Linked DNA regions of Mus musculus: region 1 is linked to region 2. A link is a contact called in ENCODE Hi-C or POLR2A ChIA-PET data. All regions are on one chromosome and are shown on one strand. Each heading gives the region's core, a stretch centred on a gene start or an enhancer-like site at or near the end of the contact. The rest is flanking DNA. Distances are from core to core; before and after follow the strand shown. Region 1 holds the start of Pttg1 (pituitary tumor-transforming gene 1). Region 2 has its middle 11 kb from the start of Mir146.

Region 1 (5,335 bases), core at 2,050-4,549, 41 kb after region 2:
ACAGAACTTTGTGTCTTAGTAGACTTCTCGGTGATCTAGAAAAACCCAAGAGAACAAGCACTGAGAGAATGCAGTTTCGCCAACCTGCAAGGTAGCTTGCGGTTGGACAGCCTCTTCCAATGATGGCATCACTACTTTGAATGTGTTCATTGTGTGCTGTCTTCTAAGAAGTCAGTCCTTAGTTTTCAGGACTCAGTGTAAAGGTGAGGAGAAAATGGACTCCTGGAAGTTGTCCTGACTCGGATATGCATACCATCACACGCACCGGCCCTGTCCTGCCCTACACACACACACACACACACACACACACACACACACACACAAAGGAGACGGGAAGACACACATCTGTCACATGACCTCTAACCAACTGCTCTGTGGTTCCGAGCACTTGCTGCTCTTACAGAAGACTCAGGTTCAGTTCCCAGCACCCACAGGGTGGCTCACAACTATCTGTAACTCCAGTCCAGATGAAGCGATGTCTCAGGTCTTCCTCAGGCACGTGGCACACTTACATACTGTGATGGTTTGTATATGCTTGACCCAGGGAGTGATGATATTAGGAGGTGTGGCCTCATTGGAATATGTGTATCACTAAGGACATGGGCTTTAATACCCTGGTCCTTGCTGCCTTCAGATGAAGATGTAGAACTCTCAGTGCCTCCTGCACCATGCCTGCCTGTATATTACCAAGCTTCCCACATTGATAATGGGCTGAACCTCTGAACCTGTAAGCCAGCCCCAATTCATATTGTCCTTATAAGAGTTGCCTTGGTCATGGTGTTTGTTCATAGCAGGAAAACCCTAACCAATACATATACCATACAGGCAAACATCCAAATACATAAAATAAAAGTATTCTTTAAGTCAGACCTCTTAGTACCTGTCCACATATATTATTAAGAATCCTGAGCAGGGTTAATTTAAAGCTAATCAACTCAACTGTTCAAACCTAACAGTGGACAAAACAGACTTGAGGCACCCCAGAATAGTGGCTAATCCTGGAAGTCAATTTGACCTCATAAAAGTGTAATTTTTCTGCCACTGTTACCTTAATTATTTACTTGGCTAATATTAACAAGTTTGTGTTCCTTAAACATATGGACTTAAGTAGCAGCAGAACCTAAAACATCCAAAGAATTATCAGGTAGACAATCAATAATAGCAAGTCAAAACAGAAGCCTGGGCGCTCTTGATCCCATCCGATCTATGTGTATGTATGCCAGAGTGGGGGCATGTAGTTCAGGCTAGCCTCCAGCCAACCCCTCCTCCAGCTTCAGCCTCCCAAGTGCTGGGATTGCAGGTGCTTATCAAGCCCAGCTAAGTACTTCACACATCTGTCACATGGCCTCTAACCAACTGCTTCCTGGTACTAGTTAAGAACAGCTGAGGCAAAATCAGGGTTAGCTACTCCTAAAAGCTGCGATCTCAAGATGCTGAGCAACTGGAAGTACCAGCCTGACTCCTCTCTGTGAGTTTGTGGACCTCTCTTTACCTCCTACTGAGAGGAAGAGAGGCAGATGGGAAGTAAGTTTCTAAGCATCAGAAGTGCTGCAGTGGGGCTTAGGATGGCTCAGAGGGTAAAAGCACTTGCTGCTCTTCCAAAGGAGTCAGACTCAATTCCAAGCACCCAGCGCCCTCTTCTGGCCTCCTTATGTAACTGCACACATGCAGTATTCATCTACAGCTACGTATACATGAATAAAAATAATAAACTTTTCTTAAGTGCCAACACATGTACAAATATTCATGTTCATAGCCCGCACTCACCTTTTTCCCAGTCAAGGTCGGCTGTTTTGGTTGGAGGGGTTTGCCAGTCTTCATAGGCTTTTCGGCAACTCTGTTGACTGTCCCCAAAGCCTTTCTGCTGGCTTTAGGCACGGCTGGAGCATTGAACACTTTGCCGACTCGAGGCGTTGAAACCTGCAATTTCCCATCTAAGGCCTTGACTGTTGAAAAAGGGATAATCATTAAAAAAAAAAAAAAATCACAGACTCAGTGGGTAAATAAAGGAGCTTTCGGCTAAACCAGACAACCTGAATTCAGTCCCCAGAACCCACACAGTATAAGGAAAACCAATTTCCACAGGTTGTCCTCTGACCTCCACAGGCACACCACGGCATGCGTGTGACCCCACACATACACAAATAAAGGTAATAAATGTATTGCTCTTAAAGATTAGGCCATACAACTTAACTCAATTCTTACACACAAACCTGTGCCTCATTTGGGGCAGTTACTTAGCACTCTAAATAACCTCATTAAGACAATAAGTATGAACATAGGCACCATGGCGCACGCCTTTAATCCCAGAATTTAGGAGTCAGGGGTAAGTGGATCTCCTGAGTTCAAGGCCAGCCTGATCTGCATAGCAAATCCCAGGCCAGTTAAAGCTATGTCTCAAAAAACCGATTTAAGCAGAGCGCCTGGACACGTGACTTAGTAGCATTTGAAAAGCTCCAAGTTCCATTCCCGGCAGTGCATAAGCCAGGCAAGGTGGCCCATGCCTGTAATCACTGCACTGGGCAGGTGGAGTCAAAGGATCAGAAGTTCAAGGCCCCCCTAGGTTACATTGGGAACTGTAGGCTGGGACCATTCACAACACCTGTGTATCTCAAGGCAGGAAATACTTACCACCAGTGCCCAGCTTCAACCCATCCTTAGATGCCAAACGGCGGCCGGGTTCTTCATTATCCTTATCAACAAAGATAAGAGTAGCCATTCTGGATTACTCTAAGGGAGAGACCTGAATATTAGGATATTGGCATTGAGGACGGCTGGAAAAACTACGCAGTAACAGAGACCAAGCTTTACCCAGGGCACCTATGCACAAAAATTTATAAGTAGCTGGAGAAGTCAACAGGCTTAATCCAGATCCTAAATCTGCACGCCAGGGTCATAAAACACTCAACTCTTACAGAAATCAGTTTATGTTGGCACCCATCAAAACTGTCTCCAGCCTACAATCTCTGCTATAAAGAGAAGCCAAGAGGATGCTCAAATTTGGCCTCCTGCTACATAACAAGTTCAAGACCAGCCAGGGCTGCTTGAGATCCTGAAGTGGGGAGGGAAGAAGAAAAGTAAAAACAGCGTTGCTGTGGGTCGAGCACGACAAGAGCGCCTCGGGACGCGGGGCCGAGTGAAGCACACGTCCCGACCCTGCTTCAACCTCCAGTCCCGGGTCTGCCCTCCCCGCCACCCCAAGCTCGCCCAAGACGCCCTCACCCACGACGAGCTCACAGCTAAACTCACCGAAGACTGCGCCACCAACGACCCGGCACACCGCAGTTTAAACTGTAACTCAATTGGTCCCTCCGAGAGGAGGTGGGGCCTACAGCCTGAGAACCAATGGGAGCAACGGAAGTTTTCAGCCACCGCCCAGCTCTCGCGTCTGTCTCCAAAGTATTAAGGAAAACAAAACTAAACAAAACCAAAAAAAAAAAAAAACAAACAAACAAACTAGAATCGTACATTGTCCAAAACTCCTGTGAGAGGCTTTTTGTTTGCCACGACATGGACCTGCGAGAAGGTACTCACCCAATAAACGTCTTGTCCCTTTAAATTTGAAGGGCTTTTTTTTTTTTTTTTTTTTTTTTTTTGGAAACAGGTTTTCACAGGACTCAGACTGTCCTTGAACTGTGCAATGGATGGTGAATGACAATCACTTTTAACTCCTGAGACTGCTTCCGGTCTTCCAAGGACTAGATTAGTGGCTGTGCCACTGCTCCAGGCTCACTTTTATGGTTTTGGCTTCTTTGAAAAAGTCTCTTACTACCCAGTTCAGGCTTTTCGGAAACTCACTAGCCCAGGCCTGCTTCTGACTCAAGATTCTCCTGCCTCAGAGCTCAGATCAGAGTAGCCAGAGTGTAATCTCTAGGGGAACAGGCCTGCGCAGTAGATACTGGAGTTTGGAGAAGACTAAAAAGGAATAAGTAGTAGAAGAGACCAACATGTACATAAAAACTTAACTGAAGAAGCCAAGAGGTTTAATCCAGACCTTAAATCTTCAAGTCAAAGTCAGAGGCACTAATCTACTGAGAAGATGGTTTGGGTCTTGGATCGGCCCCCACCAAAACCTATCCAAGACTGGAGAGATTCCTGGGCAGTTACAAGCACTTACTGATCTTGAAGAAGACCCTGGCTGTCCTGGGAATCACTATGTAGACCAGGATGGCCTGGAACTTAAGACATCTGCCTGCCTTTGCCTCTTAAGTAGTAGTTAATCTCTGCTTATTTTTAGAACTTGTGGAAATTTGGCAGGTTTGAAGACAAAGAATGGAGATTATTCAAGAGCCCAGGACTTCCCATTGAAATAAGCATTGTTAATAATAACATTGGAGCCTCCCCCTGCACACTTTCTGCTATGTGTGTGATTATATTTAATTAACATAAAAGTTCCTTAGTCTCCTTTGTGTGTTCCTGAAAACATTCTAAAGTTCCATGATTGATACTGGGATACTTGTACTAGGAATTTCACCCACCCCACCCCACCCCCTCCTGCTGGACAGACCCTTTCTACAAAGGTTGTGACAGCTTGTAAAGTCCTCAGCTCTATGGAGCCACAGGAGATGCTGATGTGTGACTGGTGAGTGGTAGATCAAGAAAGCTTGCTTGCTTTCTTCTTCTTCTTCTCCTTCTTTTTGTTTGTTTGTAGAACATGAGTTTAATATTTTTAGCTGTTAATATTCAATAAACGGAATAATTATTTTAAGATATATTTCATTGTTATGTCTCTTTTCATTTCTGGTTTTATTAATTTGGATACCGTCTCTGTGCCCTCGGGTTAGTCTGGCTAAGAGTTTATCTATCTTGTTGATTTTTCTCAAAGAACTAGCTCCTGACTTTTTTGTTTTTTGTTGTTTTGTTTTTGTTTTATTGGTTTGGTTTGGTTTGGTTTTTGGTTTTTCGAGACAGGGTTTCTCTGTGTAGCTCTGGCTGTCCTGGAACTCACTTTGTTGACCAGGCTGGCCTCGAACTCAGAAATCCACCTGCCTCTGCCTCTACCTCCCGAGTGCTGAGATTAAAGGTGTGCACCACCACGCCCGGCTTCTGATTTTTGTTGATTATAGTTCTTTTTGTTTCTATTTGGTTGATTTTAGCCTTGAGTTTGATTAGTTCCTGCCTCTACTCCTCTTGGGTGTATTTGCTTCTTCTTCTTCTTCTTGTTCTAGAGCTTTCAGGTGTGCTGTCAAGCTGCTAGTGTAAACTCTCATCAGTTTCTTTTTGGAGGTACCCAGAGCTATGAGTCTTCCTCTTACCACTGCTTGCATTGTGTCCCATAAGTTTTGGTATGATGTGTCTTCATTTTCATTAAATTCTAAAAAGTCTTTAATTTCTT
Region 2 (5,084 bases), core at 838-3,337:
CTCCAGTTCCTTAGCAATCAAATGGGTATGTTTCATTCAAGCAACAAATATTTAATAAGTTCTCAATGATGTGACAATTTTACTGCCACTCTTAACCTTCCAGATTTCATGGGTTATAAAAAAAAAAAAACATATAGAATTGCTTTACAAATTGTAAATTATAAACATGTACCATACGTTATTAAGACAAATTTCTGATTAACTGGGATTGAAGCGGAGGCCAAATAAGAAAATGTTGCCAGATTCTAGAACAATCTGAGAGGGGCATCATTATCACAATTTAAAAAGTGCCCAAAGCTGGCTCTTAGGAACCACACCCAATAACACAAACTGCTGACAGTCAGAAGAAACAATACTAAGCCCGAGCTAAGGAAGTACACACACAAACACACACACACACACTCACACACTCACAAACACACACACTCACACACACACACTCACACACACATACACACACACTCAAACTCGCACACACACACAGTCACACACTCACACACTCACACACACACACATACACACACTCACACACATATACAAGTGCCTTAGAGAAAGTGGAGATTAGGGACCCAGAGCTAAGAGGACCAAAGGTGTAACACCAGAAACTCCAGTAACTTCTCATGCCATCCCCTGCCTGGGCTTTCCTTCTAGTATCTGAATCCCTTAACCTCCAACAACACAAGCAAATGCAGTCTGAGCAGACCCCAGCCAGAGATTCAACCTCCGTTACTCCCTCTGAGTTTCCACACAGGATTCTAGGTGCTTATCCAACGCAAGCAGTGAATAAGGACAGGAGTGAGATTAATAATATTATTAATAATAATTAATAATAACAATAACGTTGATTCTGCTCAAAAGTGCAATACAATACCAGGAACTAGAGAACAAAATATCAGCAACCAGAAAAGGCTGAGACAAAAAGCAAAGTTGAATAGGAACAGATGAATAAAACAATATTGACTGGAAATACCTCAAATGTGAAGAAAGCACTGTAATAAATAATTCTGAGGCCCATGGGTTTCATGAGAGAAAATTTACATTAATGTCAATTAAAATACAAGTCAAGTTTAACAGAAAACAATGCTTTTGAAAGATAAAAAATTCCTTCTACAGACAAGACTGAAGGAAACCAAGAACAGCCATACAATAAACAAAGTTGTATGTCATAATTCCCATGCACCCCCTACACTCCATATTGGACAATGTAATATTTTTTATTACTGTCACTAAAAGAAAATTGATGACTTGCCAGATAGGAGCCACAATACCAGGATTTAAGGAAGCACCTTACTGTATCACCCATATTGCCATCCCACCCGAAAGTTACAAAAGGCTAAAATTATCTTCCTTTCAGAAATAGACCCATGCTTTAACTATATTACTGGAAATATTTCTAAGCCACTGACATTTTTATATTTACAGCCCATGACAAAAGTCTCACCTACTTTAACTCTAGTGTCACTCACTAAGCATTGAACATCTTGATTATATCTTTAATGCGCCATTCGCTCTGCAATAATCCACTGTACAAAAGCTGGCTGACTCTCAGACAACAGATAGGTGCATAGTAAATCAGCTGGCAAGGACTATTTTTCTAACCCCAATTCTCCGTGTGCTCAAATCCCAGTTTACCTATCTTTTCCAATGTGGCTTTCCTTCTTCTCCCCACCCCTCCTCATTTTGCTGCTTCCGCAGCACCCACCCCCTTGCTGTGGCTGCCTGGCTGGTTTTACCACTCCAATGGACCCCCGCTGCCGCCATCCAGGGAGAGAAGAGAGATGCCAAGAGCCTTCCAGAAGAGCATCTTTCTCTTGGCTCACTGGGGCAGAGGAAGGAACTCACAGGCCAATTTGCATATGCTTTTATTCCATTCCGCACCCAGCGAGCTAACTCTCTCTGGAAAGTCCCTTCTCAATTCCCTCCTCGTGGCAGCTAGGGAGGAAGCGGCTGAGCCGGAATAGAAGGTTCCAGCCCAGCCAGGCTGTGTCAGCATCTTAGGGCAGAAGCCAGCAGCTCCCACCTTAAAGCCAGCAGAGTCTAGACCCATGCAGATGCCCGCAGGGACCCTCTCTTAACCAGGCGGGCTGCTGACTACAGCTAGAATAGCCTGCACGTTCTAGAGAGTTCGTTGCAAGACGGAGTAAGCTCCAGCCTCCCCTGAGGAAGTGCTGGTCAGGCGCTGGGTCCCTGGCTTCCTGTCTGTACTCTCCCTAGCCTGTGGGGAAATCCCGAGAGCTTTGTCGGCTGCCCAACGAGCCTGTTGGCTTTTCAAGTAGGCGTAGGCAGAGTTTCGACCAAAAACCTCAATTTAACATTCGGATGGATAGATAGATAGATAGATAGATAGATAGATAGATAGATAGATAGATAGATAGATAGAGTAGCCTGTGTCCGGGTATTTTAAAAGAGAAAGAATTGGCCTCTGGAGAGGGGCAGGAGGCAGGGAGGGGATTGAGGGGAAAGATTTGTGCCTAGCTTCAGACACACGGTCCTGGATTGGCTCCGCAGGGGAACAAAGAGGTGCTTTCAACTACGAACTGACAGCTTAAAGTGAATGTGGACCTGGCAGGCAGGAAGGACGCTCAGAAATCCATTCGTTCCCAAGCATCCATCTGCAGAAGGGCAGTCCCTGTCTCTGTTGATGGCAGCAGCAACCTCTACATTTTAATGAGGTCCCACCAGACGGCAGGCAGGCACTCTAACAAGTGCTTCACAAACAAGATCTTTCCCGACTCCAGGGTTTTAATCTTTGGTGTGGTTAGGGGTCTTGCCTGAGGTCACAGAATCCTTCCGTGGGTACCCTTCGCTGCTTGTATCCCCAAGTCAGAAAACCCTTACAGGGTCTTTGGAATGTGCAATGACAAAGTTCAAATTCCCAGTCAAGATAAATAAAAATAGCCACCCTGGGAAATTACCCACAGGCAGAAAAGAGACAGGTCAAGATGGTTGCTGCCCTGAACTCTCCAGATGGTAACCATTGCTCATCTTGCTGGGGTAGTAACACTTTGTTTAAACTTCTCTTACACCTAGCTTTTTGGAAAGGAAATATTTGTTGAGCATCATTGAAAGTCAGACACAACGCCCTATTTAATCCTCACCACCACAACAACACACACACACACACATGTAGTTACTATTCTTAATCCCTGGGCTATAAGTAAGGAAATGGGGGATCTAAAAGATGCTTGCCCATGGTCACCCCGAAATTAGCAGAGCTGGGGTTAGAAAGGATGTGTGTTGTCTCCAGGTCTCTAATGTCCCCATATGTTACCTCATACCCCCACTCATGGAGTTCTACACCCTGGAAAGGGGCTTCCTTGGTGTAGTAGAGGCATAGCTCCAGGTATCGGAGTAGACTCTAAGCCAAATTTAGCATTCCCTGAAATCCTGGGTGTATGGAAGAGATGAAGCATCCTGGTAACCAGAAAGTTAAGGTAGAAGAGACCTACTTGTGAAGCTGTCTATAAAAGGCCAAAAGCTACGGCATGTCAGTGACAACCTTATTTTAAAAATGCTGAAACCATTTGGAGCCATTGGGAGCGGGGGCTGGGGAGTGGACAGACACGGATTTAAATGGAATCATCGGTGGGAGCTCTAGCCTGGCCAGTGTCTGCTGATGGTTCCACTACCCGGCTTGACATTGCTAACTCCTGCAACCCAGTGTCTCCTTCTCAACACCTAGGTTCCTTCACTGTGGCTTTCAGAAGCAGTCAGGAGGACGCTCAGAGCCAGATGTGTAACTCTTTGCTGCTAGCTGCACGGGTTTCCCATCGCCTTCCTTTTGCCACCGGAAGCAGAGACTAAAAGCAAGAAACAGGCTTTCATATATGAAATGTGAATTGAGCCTCCTCATTCCACTATAAAAATTGTAACACGGGGGGGAGGGGTACAAGGCAAAATGACAAGCCTAACTATCATTTGTGGAACTTATGATACACACCAGGCAGAGCGCTACACACCTGTGTGTCATTTGATCCCTACCACATGGCTATTTCTAACACCTAGAAAGAAAGAGAAGACAGAAGCTGAGACAAGTTAACAACTTAGAGGGTGAGTCTGGAGGGGCTGGGAGAACTGCTGCATGCGTAGGAGGCCATCCATGCAAGAATACTCACTAGCTTTCTTGGTTCAGAGCCCCAGTCTAACTAAATGCCATTGTGGGGGGTTGCAAGAATGGCTCTGTGCTAGTTAAGAGTTCATACCAACCAGTGGGTGGTGGCGCACGCCTTTAATCCCAGCACTTGGGAGGCAGAGGCAGGCGGATTTCTGAGTTTGAGGCCAGCCTGTCCAAAGATCGAGTTCAAGGACAGCCCGGGCTATACAGAGAAAGCATCTCTCAGAGAGAGAGAGAGAGAGAGAGAGAGAGAGACTCTGTGTTAGTTCATATTTCTCACCCAGGGTACCAAAGTCCCCAGCCATCTTCAACTTTGACATGTTGAATCTTGACTGATCCCTGAACTTGTCCCATCAATTCCACTCAACATCTTTCGAGCCCTGCGTGGTTTTTGTTTTGATTCCTAGTATCACAACTCCTTCCAAATATCTCACCTCCTATTCAGCCCCCAGTTCTCAGCCCCCAGTTCTGCATTGTATTAGACATCACGAAACACACACACATCCCACAGTCAGTATTGTAAACCGGCCATTCTCAATTTCACACAGCACTGTATTATCTGATACTTGCAAATATCAGGACCAGGAAGAAAGCTGGCGCTCAGTGCGGAGTTCTGAAGCCACACTGCAGACGCATTTGACTACACGTTGTTCAGTTTTCATTCTGTAGTTTCCCTTTTGAATTTTCGAAGCAACTTCCCCACACACACACACACCTCCACACACCCACTGTGAGCCCTGAAAAGCTATGCACCCAGTTCCCAGAGTCCCTGGTGTTGGTACCTAGATCCATGTTTAAGTCAGAGTTTTGTCACCTGTTCTGAGGAAGGAGGAAGCATAAGGACACTTGAAATGTCACAGTTCAAAAGTATGCAAATGTACAACCGGAGAGACGGTTCTCAGGCACACCCCAGTCACAGTGGGGAAGACGCCACCATTAGGGAGTCCTCAGACTCGTCAGTCTTGTACAT

The links. Hi-C counts contacts between places; a loop is a spot of excess contacts on that map. ChIA-PET counts read pairs that join two places held with the same protein, here RNA polymerase II (POLR2A).
Region 1: a map of T-helper 17 cell shows a loop between it and region 2 (1.9-fold over the local background). The contact joins the promoter of Pttg1 here to the enhancer-like site in region 2. A Hi-C loop is called at or near these places in 3 of 37 maps with a recorded cell type or tissue (T-helper 1 cell, T-helper 17 cell and T-helper 2 cell). POLR2A ChIA-PET finds 5 or more read pairs at or near these places in 2 of 5 experiments (both embryonic stem cell).

The regions. Positions count from the first base shown.
Region 1 is chr11:43,422,952-43,428,286 of GRCm38, forward strand. It overlaps Pttg1 (pituitary tumor-transforming gene 1), which reads right to left and starts at 3,300. Exons shown (of 6, transcript NM_001131054.2): 1 at 3,250-3,300; 2 at 2,632-2,730; 3 at 1,768-1,946; 4 at 1-35. The coding sequence starts at 2,719.
Region 2 is chr11:43,383,345-43,388,428 of GRCm38, forward strand. No RefSeq gene overlaps it. Among named protein-coding and RNA genes, the nearest start is that of Mir146, 11 kb to the left of the region's middle. Within about 2 kb of position 2,088, at least 3 of the 3 ENCODE cell types and tissues checked have a DNase peak (open chromatin) inside an H3K27ac peak, as active enhancers do.